Linked DNA regions of Homo sapiens: region 2 is linked to region 1. Evidence: read pairs that join two places in POLR2A ChIA-PET (ENCODE). Cell type or tissue: PC-9. All regions are shown on one strand.

Region 1 (5,000 bases):
GTCCTGGGACACGGCTGGACCCCTCGGGCTGGCAGCTCGGCGGCAGAAAAGGCAGCGGGCGCTGGGAGACAGCGGCTGCCCACGCAGTTCTGCTCAGGCTCAGGCTCTGGTTTCGAGCGGGCCCGCTAGTCCTGGTCCTGCTCGAGTGCGCACCTGCGGGGTAAATGGCGCCGAATCCCTGCAGCCGTTGCCGCCATCGCGGCCGCTGCGCGGAGCCTCCCGGCTTCGTCTCCTTGCGCCCCGCGGGAGGTGAAACTTCACCCAAGTTTGGGTTCTGGGGAGAACGTATTGAAGCCGGGAGTGGCTCGGGTCGGGGTCACAGACTGGGAATGGGGGTGGGTGGGGGGACGGAGCCGGTCTCCATCAGGGCCGTCCAGGGGGTGGGCTGTGTATCCACGACCCTGGGGCGTTGGCGCTCGCCCCTGGGGAAGGAGCGGGTGGGCTGTCGGGCCACCGAGTAGAAGGAGCCAGCGATCGGGGTTGAGTGGTAGATCCTGCGGACTTCCGCAAGGACAAAGTTTGGTTCTTTGGCCGCTTTGTGGAGCCTCTGTCTGTGTCCAGCGCGGAAAGCGGAAAGTGCAGCATAGACGCGCTCCTGACCCCACCTCCTCACTCCAGCCTCCGCTTCTCCACCCCCCACCCCCATTCTGCCCGGCCTTGGCTGGGGCAGGTCCTGGACCAGAAAGGCGAAGGGAAGAGGGACAGCCTTTCAATGAAGGCCCACTACGTGCCAGGCCCCGTGCCTGGCTCCTCCCCCTTCCCATCAGGGCCCTCCCAACCCAGGGACCCGCACGTGTGTGCAGGGAGGGGGACAGGGGAGAAGACTCCACTGTGCACGCGGGGGTGGTGGCCCCGCCGAGCCCTCCTGGTCCCTGGTTTCCCCAGTGAATGAGGCTCGCGGCTGGGGCCTCTGCACCCAGGCCTGTGTCTCTCCTCGCGGTGCCCCGGAACCCCGTCGGGCTGCGGCGTCTCATTAGCCTGCCTCTGTCCTTCCCGCAGCTGAGGCCCCAGGGGCCACGCGGAGGCTCACGAGGAGGCCGGCGGCCACGCGCATCCCGTAGCCCAGGTGGCCCAGGGCTGCACCCCGGCGGCCTCGGCGCCATGGAGTCCTGGTATTCGCTGATGGCGCACTACGATGAGTTCCAGGAGGTCAAGTATGTGAGTCACTGCGGCGCGGGGGGCGCTTGCGGGGACTTTCTGCCCGCAGGCCACCGGGCCCAGGCCGGGCTGCAGCTCTGGAAGCGGCGCAAGTTGAACCTGCTGTCGGGCTGGTGTTTGCAGCCGGCCTCTGCTCCATCCTGGCGGCTATGCTGGTGCTCAAGTACCTGGGCCCGGTCGCGGCCGGCGGCGGAGCCTGTCCTGAAGGCTGTCCTGAGCGCAAGACTTCGCGTGCACCGCTCGCTTCTTGGCCGCCAACCTGGACGCCAGCATCGACCCATGCCAGGACTTATACTCGTTCGCCTGCGGCGGCTGGCTGCGGCGCCATGCCATCCCCGACGACAAGCTCACCTACGGCACCATCGCGGCCATCGGCTAGCAGAACGAGGAGCGCCTGCGGCGCCTGCTGGCTCGGCCCAAGGGTGGACCCGGCGGCGCTGCCCAGCACTAGGTGCGCTCCTTCTTCCGCTTGTGCCTCGAGATGCGCGAGATCGAACGACTGAACCCGCTGCTCATGCTGGAGGTCATCGAGGACTGCGGGGGCTGGGACCTGCGCGGCGCGGCGGAGCGCCGGGGGGTTGCTGCGCGATGGGACCTCAACTGGCTGCTGTAAAAAAGTGCAGGGCGTGTACAGCGCCGCCGCGCTCTTCTCGCTTATGGTCAGCCTGGACGACAGGAACTCTTTGCGCTACGTCGTCCGTGTGAGTGCGCGCGTTGAGCGCCCCGCCAGCTGCCGTAGACCCGGGGCGCAGTGGCCTTGCCCAGGGGTCCCTGAGGGCGGGAGGAGGGTGCGCGAGAGGAGAGGAAGGGAAAGCAGGGGAGGGGAGGGAGCGCACAGTGGCAGCGCGCGGGAGGAGGTCATAAGTAATTTCCCCGGGGTAACTGCGGTGTTCAGCGGTGCAGCCATTTCCCAGCCCTCTGGCAGGCAGTGGGGAGCGGGTGGGGTGCGCGGCAATATATTCAAGCTTATGTACAAAGCATTTGAGGTCTAGTTGAAGAAACAACTTGAAGAATGGTCTCGCAGCAATTACAAACAAATACCCTTCAGCAATTACAAGAAGGCTTTCAATGACTGAACCCGAATACTTGGTTGTCTGGGTTAAACATACGCATTTGGGTGATGGCCGCTATATTCTTTTTTGTATCTGATTGCTAGGGTGATGGCCGCTATATTCTTTTTTGTATCTGATTGCTAGGCTTCTGTAAATGGCTCTGTGCTGCCACCCGAAGCATCTATGACCAGGGAAGAAGGATAGAAGCTTATTTTGCGTTGGATAACCAGCAAGCTCTAAGAATTAAAGAAGGGGGAGATGTGGGGGGTGCACGACGATATATTCAAACTTATGTACAAGGCATTTGAGCTCGAGGCATGGAAAAATACTGAGGCACTGTGTGTACGTTGTTTGTGCGTGAGAATGTAACTCCTTGACACTGAAAACAGGACAAGGAGTGGAATGTGTGATAAGGAGCGCTGAAAACAGCCTCCTAGGAATGTGGTCTGAGTGCTTTTACAAGGCCGTATGTGCCTCATGACCCCACGGCAAAAACCCATCTGGTGGATGTTTGTGGTTTAACAAGCCTTCTAATAAATACTTGGCGGATGGATTTTGGGGCGGCACTCTCTCAGAGGAGTTGCCGCCTGCCCCACTCAGCTGGAATTGTCTGAGTACTTCATTCTCTGGCGTTCACAGCAGCTACAAGCTGCAAGGGGTGACCCCAACGTGACCACCTTGAAATTACGCGTGGAGCAGGTCGACTCATCAACTTTGGGTACTAAAAATACCAAAACTTAGCTGGGCGTGGTGGCGGGTGCCTGTAATCGCAGCTACTCAGGAGGCTGAGGCAGGAGAATTGCTTGAACCCGGGAGGCAGATGTTGCAGTGAGCCGAGATCGCGCCATTGCACTCCAGCCTGGGCAATAAGAGCGAAACTCTGTCTCAAACAAAACAAAACTCTTGCTAAGGAAAGAGCAAATTTTTGAGCAGAAGTTTGAAAATATTTATTTGACACTTGATTTTGGGGTAAACAATGTATTAGACTCATAAACACTCATACCTACACAGGAAAAGGAAGCTTGAGAACAGAATGACCTAATTTCAGAATAATCTTTTTCCTCTTCTTCTTCTTCTTTTTCTTCTTCTTCTTCTTCCTCTTCTTCCTCTTCCTCTTCCTCCTCTTCTTCTTCTTCCTCTTCTTCCTCCTCCTCTTCCTCTTCCTCCTCCTCTTCTTCTTTTCCTCCTCCTCCTCCTCCTCCTCCTCCTCCTCCTCCTCCTCCTCCTCCTCCTTCTTCTTCTTCTTCTTCTTCTTCTTCTTCTTCTTCTTCCTTCTTCTTCTTCCTTCTTCTTCTTCTTCTTGGGATGGAGTTTCACTCTCGTCACCCAGGCTGGAGTGCAATGGTGCGATCTCGGCTCACTGCAACCTCTGCCTCCCGGATTCAAGCGATTCTCTTGTCTCAGCCTCCTGAGTAGCTAGGATTACGAGTGCCTGCCACCACACCTGGCTAATTTTTGTATTTTTAGTAGAGACAGGATTTCACCATGATGGCCAGGCTGGTCTCAAACTTCTGACCTCAAGTGATCTGCCTGTCTCGGCCTCCCAAAAGGCTGGGATTACAAGCATGAGCCACAACTCCTGGCCAGAATAATCTGTTTTTAAAATGTCTTCACTTTTAAAATATAGAAGTCCTTGGGTGTGAGCACTCATGTAAAACCTAAACATGCAGCACCTCCACATTGGTTAGAAAGAGGAACTTTCTAACCCACTGACAACTGGGAAGATAGAAATACACTAGCTGGATTTTACCAAAACCTTTGCATATTTGGTGGATGGAATGTAACAATGAGTATGATGATTTAGTAAGGCCAGCTAATGGTGTCTACCTTCTGTTCACCTCCCATATTTTTATGACAGCCACTAAAACCTAGAATTAGAAAAGAAAAAAAACTGTCCTGAGAGAGCCAGGTCCTCAAATACATGTATATATTTTTCCAGACAGGGTCTTGCTCTGTTGCCCAGGCTAGAGTGCAGTGGAGCAATCTTCTTTCACTGCAGCCTCGACCTCCCTGGACTCAGTTGTTGTTTTTGCAGAGACGGGATCTCACTATGTTGCCCAGGCTATTCTCAAACTCCTGAACTCAAGCGATCCTACCCGCTCTTCCTGCCAAAGTGCTGTGATTGCAGGTGTTGAGCCGCCATGCCTGCCAAATAGATGTTTTACAATGTTAAAATAATTTTCATATGCAAGGAAGCATTCAATCATGCTAATATTTCTAGTGAGCACAAAATGCTTGCTTTTTTTTTTTTCTTAAGACAGAGTGGCTCTGTCGCACAGGCTGGAGTGCAGTGGTATGATCTCAATTCACTGCAACCTCCCAGGTTCAATCAATTCTCCTGCCTCAGCCTCCCAAGTAGCTGGGATTACAGGTGCCGACCACCACGCCCGGCTAATTTTTGTAGTTTTAGTAGAGACCGTGTTTTAGTTTAGACCAGTTTTAGTTTCACCATGTTGGCTGGGCTGGTCTCAAACTCCTCACTTCAGGTGATCCTCCCACCACAGCCTCCTGAGTAGCTGGGACCACAGGCATGGGCCACGAGGCTTGGCTAATTTTTGTATTTTTTGTAATAGTGTAAACTTTGCTGGAAAATGTGGCTGATTTCACCTTTAATTCTTTTCGGCCAGACACGTGGCTCACACCTGTAATCCCAAACTTTGGGAGGCCAAGGCGGGTGGATCACCTGAGGTCAGGAGTTGGAGACCTGCCTGGCCAATATGGTGAAACCCCGTCTCTACTAAAAATACAAAAACTAGCCAGGCATGGTGGTGCACACTTGTTGACCCCTGG
Region 2 (5,000 bases), 520 kb after region 1:
GTCTACTGATGTTCTGTGATGGAAAGGGGGAAAGGAAGGGACAGGGAGAAGGATAAATACAAATTAAACACACATACATTTAAGTGTAGAATGAAAAAAGAAATTTTCAAAAAAAAAATTGGTCAAACCCACACTCAAGGAAAAATGAAAAAGCCTAGGGTTACATGGTTTTTATCCTATTTCTACTGATTATTAGGTTAAGACTCAGAGTAAATCACTTTTCTTTTCTTTTCTTTTCTTTTCTTTTTTTGAGATAAAGTTTTGCTCTTGTTGCCCAGGCTGGAGTGCAATGGCATGATCTTGGCTCACTGCAACCTCCACCTCCTGGTTTCAAGCGATTCTCCTGCCTCAGCCTCTGGAGTAGCTGGGATTACAGGTGCCTGCCACCACACCCCGCTTATTTTTTAAAAAATATTTTTAGTAGAGACAGAGTTTTACCATGTTGGCCAGGCTGGTGTCGAACTCCTGACCTTCAGGTGATCCACCCGCCTCGGCCTCCCAAAGTGTTGAGATTACAGGCATGAGCCACTGTGCCCGGCCCACTTGTTCTTACTATGTTTGGATTTCCAATTTGTAACAGTGTAGAGACTACATATTATATTATTCATTTCAAAGGAGTAAGTGGGAAGATATATAAGGAATACTTTATGTGTTTCCTGGGGAAAACCAGCTTCAATCAATAGAAGAAATACCAGTCCCAATATTGTGAATTTCAAAATAGAAAAAGAACACTGAACATCGACGATAATGTTTTAGAAAAATTTTAAGTTTTATCTCTAATGAGGACAGCAATCTGTTCTTACCCTATTCAAAATCTTCAGTGCTGTTCATATTTAATCTTAAAGAGTCACAGGACATAGTAACAAATGAGTTAGTTAATTATAATGTGAACTGCTCAGATGTATTATTTATCCAAACAGTACACCCCTAAGGGAAAGCTTGTTTGTTTGTTTGTTTGTGACGTAGTCTCGCTCTCATCGCCCAGGCTAGAGTGCAGTGGCTCCATCTCAGCTCACTGCAACCTCTGCCTCCTGGGTTCTAGCAATTCTCCTGCCTCAGCCTCCCTAGTAGCTGGAATTACAGGCGTCTGCCACTATGCCCAGCATTTTTGTATTTTAGTAGAGATGGGGTTTCACCGTGTTGGCCAGGCTGGTCTCGAACTCCTGACCTTAAGTGATCCACCGGTCTCCACCTCCCAAAGGGCTGGGATTACAGGCGTGAGCCACTGCGCCTGGCCAAAATTTGAATAAATAAAAGATCATGACAGCATAATAGAGACTTGTAATACTCAATCGTTCAGAAGTAAATTTTCCTTTTTTTTTTTTTTTTTGATCTTCTCTGTTTTATAAAATTAAAATCAGGTGAACGAACTATATTAAGATTCTAGTGATTTTGTCCACATGTATTATGGGATCAGTGCCTTGGCAATTTCTTGAAATTGAGAGCCCAACACCACCCAAAGGACACAATTGTAGATGCTGAGGAAAACAAAGAAAAGAAAATGACAAAAAGAAATGAAAAGAGAACTCGGGAGGTTGAGGAAGGAGAATCGCTTGAACTCAGGAGGCAGAGGTTGCAGTGAGCCGAGGTCTGCACCACTGCACTCCAGCTTGGGTGACAGAGTGCGACCTCATCTCAATGAAAAGAATAACGAAATGAAAAGAGAAAAACAGAATGATCCAATCTTTTGCTTATGGTCGAAGTTCTTAAAAATCTATTATATCTATGGATCAGTTTGATACTAGCTAAAAATTCGGACGTTAGGGCAACGCCTCCTCAAATTCTGATTCAATACTGCTGGACTTCAAAAATAAAGTCCCCTAAAGTGATTGTCACGTGGGTGGCTCTCAGACAGCATTTTGAGAATAACTACTGTAATGATTAAACCTTGGGGAAAAAATCTTGAAGAGTCATTTGCCTAATTTCTGGCCACTTTCTCATCAGGAGGAAAAAAAATGAAACCAGAAAGAACGCTTCCATTATTATATTCTTGAATTTCTTAATCATTTCTGGGTATCTTGTTCCTTGACTGATCTTTAATTGCAATTCCAAGGCAAAAATAAACACAGTCCTTTCTACTTTGCTATCTAGCATGTAGAATAACTTTTTATCAAAAACAGAATTCGGCTTCTAACTTCACAACTCCTTTGCCCATTCTTTAATTGGGTTGTCTTTTTATTACTGAATTTAAAGAGTTCTTTAATATTCTAGATTCCAGTCCCTTATCAGATATATAATTTTCAAATATTTTCTCCCATCAGTGGGTTGTCTTTGCCTCTCTTGTTGGTATCATGAATGCTTTTAATTTGATAAAGTCCAATTTACCTATTTTTTCTTTGGTTGCTTGTGCTTTTGGTATCATACCTAAGAAGCCACTCCCAAATCCAAGGTGGCAAAGATTTACCTCTATGGTTTTTTTTTTCCTAAGAATTTGTTTTAGGCCAGGTGTGGTGGTTCACGCCTGTGATCCCAGCACTTTGGGAGGCCGAGGTGGGTGGATCACCTAGGTCAGGAGTTCGAGACTGGCCTGGCCAACATGGTGAAACTCCGTCTCTACTAAAAATACAAAAATTAGCTGGGCATCGTGGTGGGCACCTGTAATCCCAGCTACTCAGGAGGCTGAGGCAGGAGAATCACTTGAACCCGGGAGGCAGAGGTTGCAGTGAGTCAAGATGGCACCATTGCACTCCAGCCTGGGTGACAGAGTGAGATGCCGTCTCAAAAAAAAAAAAAAAATTTGTTTTAGCTTACATTTCAGTCTATGATAGCTCTTACAGTTAGCTCTTTGAGCTAATTTTTGTAGACGTATGAGGTAGGTATACAACTTTATTATTATGATTATATTTTGCATGTAGATATCCAGTTGTCCCAGAGCCATCTGTTGAAAAAAAAAAAACAATTCTTTCCCTCACTGTTTTGGAACCCTTATCAAAAATCAATGAACTGTCAATGTGAGGGTTGATTTCTGGGATCTTCTGTTCTATTCCACTGATCTTTATGTCCAACCTTATGCCACTACCGCAATTTTGCTTACTGTTGCTTTTTAGTAAGTTTTGAAATCAGGAAGTGTGAGTCCTCCAACTGTCTTCTTTTTCAGGATTGTTTTGGCTGTTTGCTTGTTTGATTGCTATTGGTAACTCTGGAGACCTTGAGTTTCCACATGCATTTTAGGGGCAGCTTGTCCATTTCTGCAAAGAACCCAGGCAGAATTCTGACGGAGATTGCACTGAATCTGTAGATCAGTTTGGGGAGTCTTTCCGTTTTAACAATATTTAGGTATTTTGATCTATCAACATAAGGTGTCTTTCCATTTATTTAAATCTTTTAAATGTCCACAATATTTTGTAGTTTTAAGAGCATACATTTTACACTTCTGTTTTTAAATTTATTCCTAGGCTTTTTATTTTTTATTTTTTTATTTTTTTGAGATGGAGTCTCACTCTGTCACCCAGGCTGGAGTGCAGTGACACGATCTTGGCTCACTGCAACCTTTGTCTCCCAGGTTCAAGCGATTCTCCTGCCTCAGCCTCCCGAGTAGCTGGGATTACAGGCACCGACGACCACTCCCAGCTAATTTTTGTATTTTTAGTAGAGACAGGGTTTCACCATGTTGGCCAGGCTGGTCTCAGCATTTTATTTTTTCTTGCTATAAATGAAATCACTTGCATAATTTCATTTTCAGATTTCAGATCACAGGTGTATAGAAATACAACTGATTTTGTATATTGATCCTGCAACTTTGTATCCTATAACCTTGCTGAGCATGTTTAGTAGTTCTAAGAGTGTGCCTTGTGTTTTTAACACTATGTATATGGAGAAGAACTGTGATGTTGGGAAAGCTTTCTCAACCCACTTCATTCTGAAAGTTCAAGAAAATGAATTTTGTATAAAAAATGGGGAATACAAAGTACCAACGTGAAATCGCATCCAAAGTGTCTGTGACAATAAAAGAAAATATAGAGCAGAATAACATCCATACAATGAGCAAAACTATACTAATGATTTCAAATAAAGAAAAAATACCTTAAAAGTATCAGAACTGGAAAGACCAAGAAATGAGATTATGGCAGCTGGGACAGATTTTGAAATAAAATGAAAAATGATTTCACATATAAAGATTAAATTAGAAGACACATGAGTGATTCGAATGATGCTTCATGAGAAACAGAATGTGAAAAGGGAGAAATTTTTTAAATAAAAAAGAAATGAACACACATAAGGAATTCAAGAAAAAAAATGACAAATACTGGAAATGTCAAAGAAAATCCAACACACAGATAACAGGAGTCCCTGAAAATGACAATCAAAGCAAGAGAACAGGAAAAATAAATACTAAAAGCTATAATTTAAGGAAACTCTCCTGAAATTAAAAGAAAAGGAGAAAGAAAAAAATGTTTGATACCACATTGCATTACTCAGGAAACATTCAGGAGAGAGAAACCACAAAATAATTTGAAAAAGGAATGTTCAATATAAAGAATTACTGCCAGGCATGGTGGCTCACGCCTGTAATCCCAGCACTTTGGGAGGCCGAGGCAGGTGGATCACCTGAGGTCAGGAGTTCGAGACCAGCCTGGCCAACATGGTGAAATCCCATCTGTACTAAAAAAATACAAAAATTAGCCAGGCATGGTGGTGCACGCCTATAATTCCAGCTACTTGGGAGGAGAATCACTTGAATCTGGGAGGCAGAGGCTACAGTGAGCCGAGATCACGCCACTGCACTTCAGCCTGGGTGACAAAGTGAGACTCTGTCTCAAAAAAAAAGAAGAAAAGAACAGTATGATGAACTCATGAGGTATTTTGTCTATCATTCTACGTCTGTTATTTCTGGCCTCGAAACAATGACAAACCCAGTAACAGTGAGCATCCCTGGAGTCCACATGTGGTCATGAAATATCCTTTCCGACTGACAGGGCTGCATGAGAAAACATACAAAAGGAGCTTGGAACATCTTGAGATACATGATGGCACAGGAACCATCATTCTCTACTGGGCTT

The links. ChIA-PET counts read pairs that join two places held together with the same protein. Peaks named below come from ENCODE experiments on the same cell type or tissue, not always from the same donor. Only the 100,000 strongest peaks of a DNase experiment are listed, where the experiment ranks them.
Region 2: POLR2A ChIA-PET joins it to region 1 with 15 read pairs; 4 of 35 experiments call an interaction of 5 or more read pairs at or near these places.

The regions. Positions count from the first base shown.
Region 1 is chr2:232,383,559-232,388,558 of GRCh38, reverse strand. It overlaps the pseudogene ECEL1P2. Among named protein-coding and RNA genes, the nearest start is that of ALPP, 7.3 kb to the right of the region's middle. In PC-9, CTCF peaks have their summits at 2,333 and 2,535; a DNase peak (open chromatin) is centred at 2,648; H3K4me3 peaks cover 542 bases; H3K27ac peaks cover 3,003 bases.
Region 2 is chr2:231,864,691-231,869,690 of GRCh38, reverse strand. No RefSeq gene overlaps it. Among named protein-coding and RNA genes, the nearest start is that of MIR1471, 25 kb to the left of the region's middle. In PC-9, no CTCF peak of the experiment used is centred here; no DNase peak of the experiment used is centred here.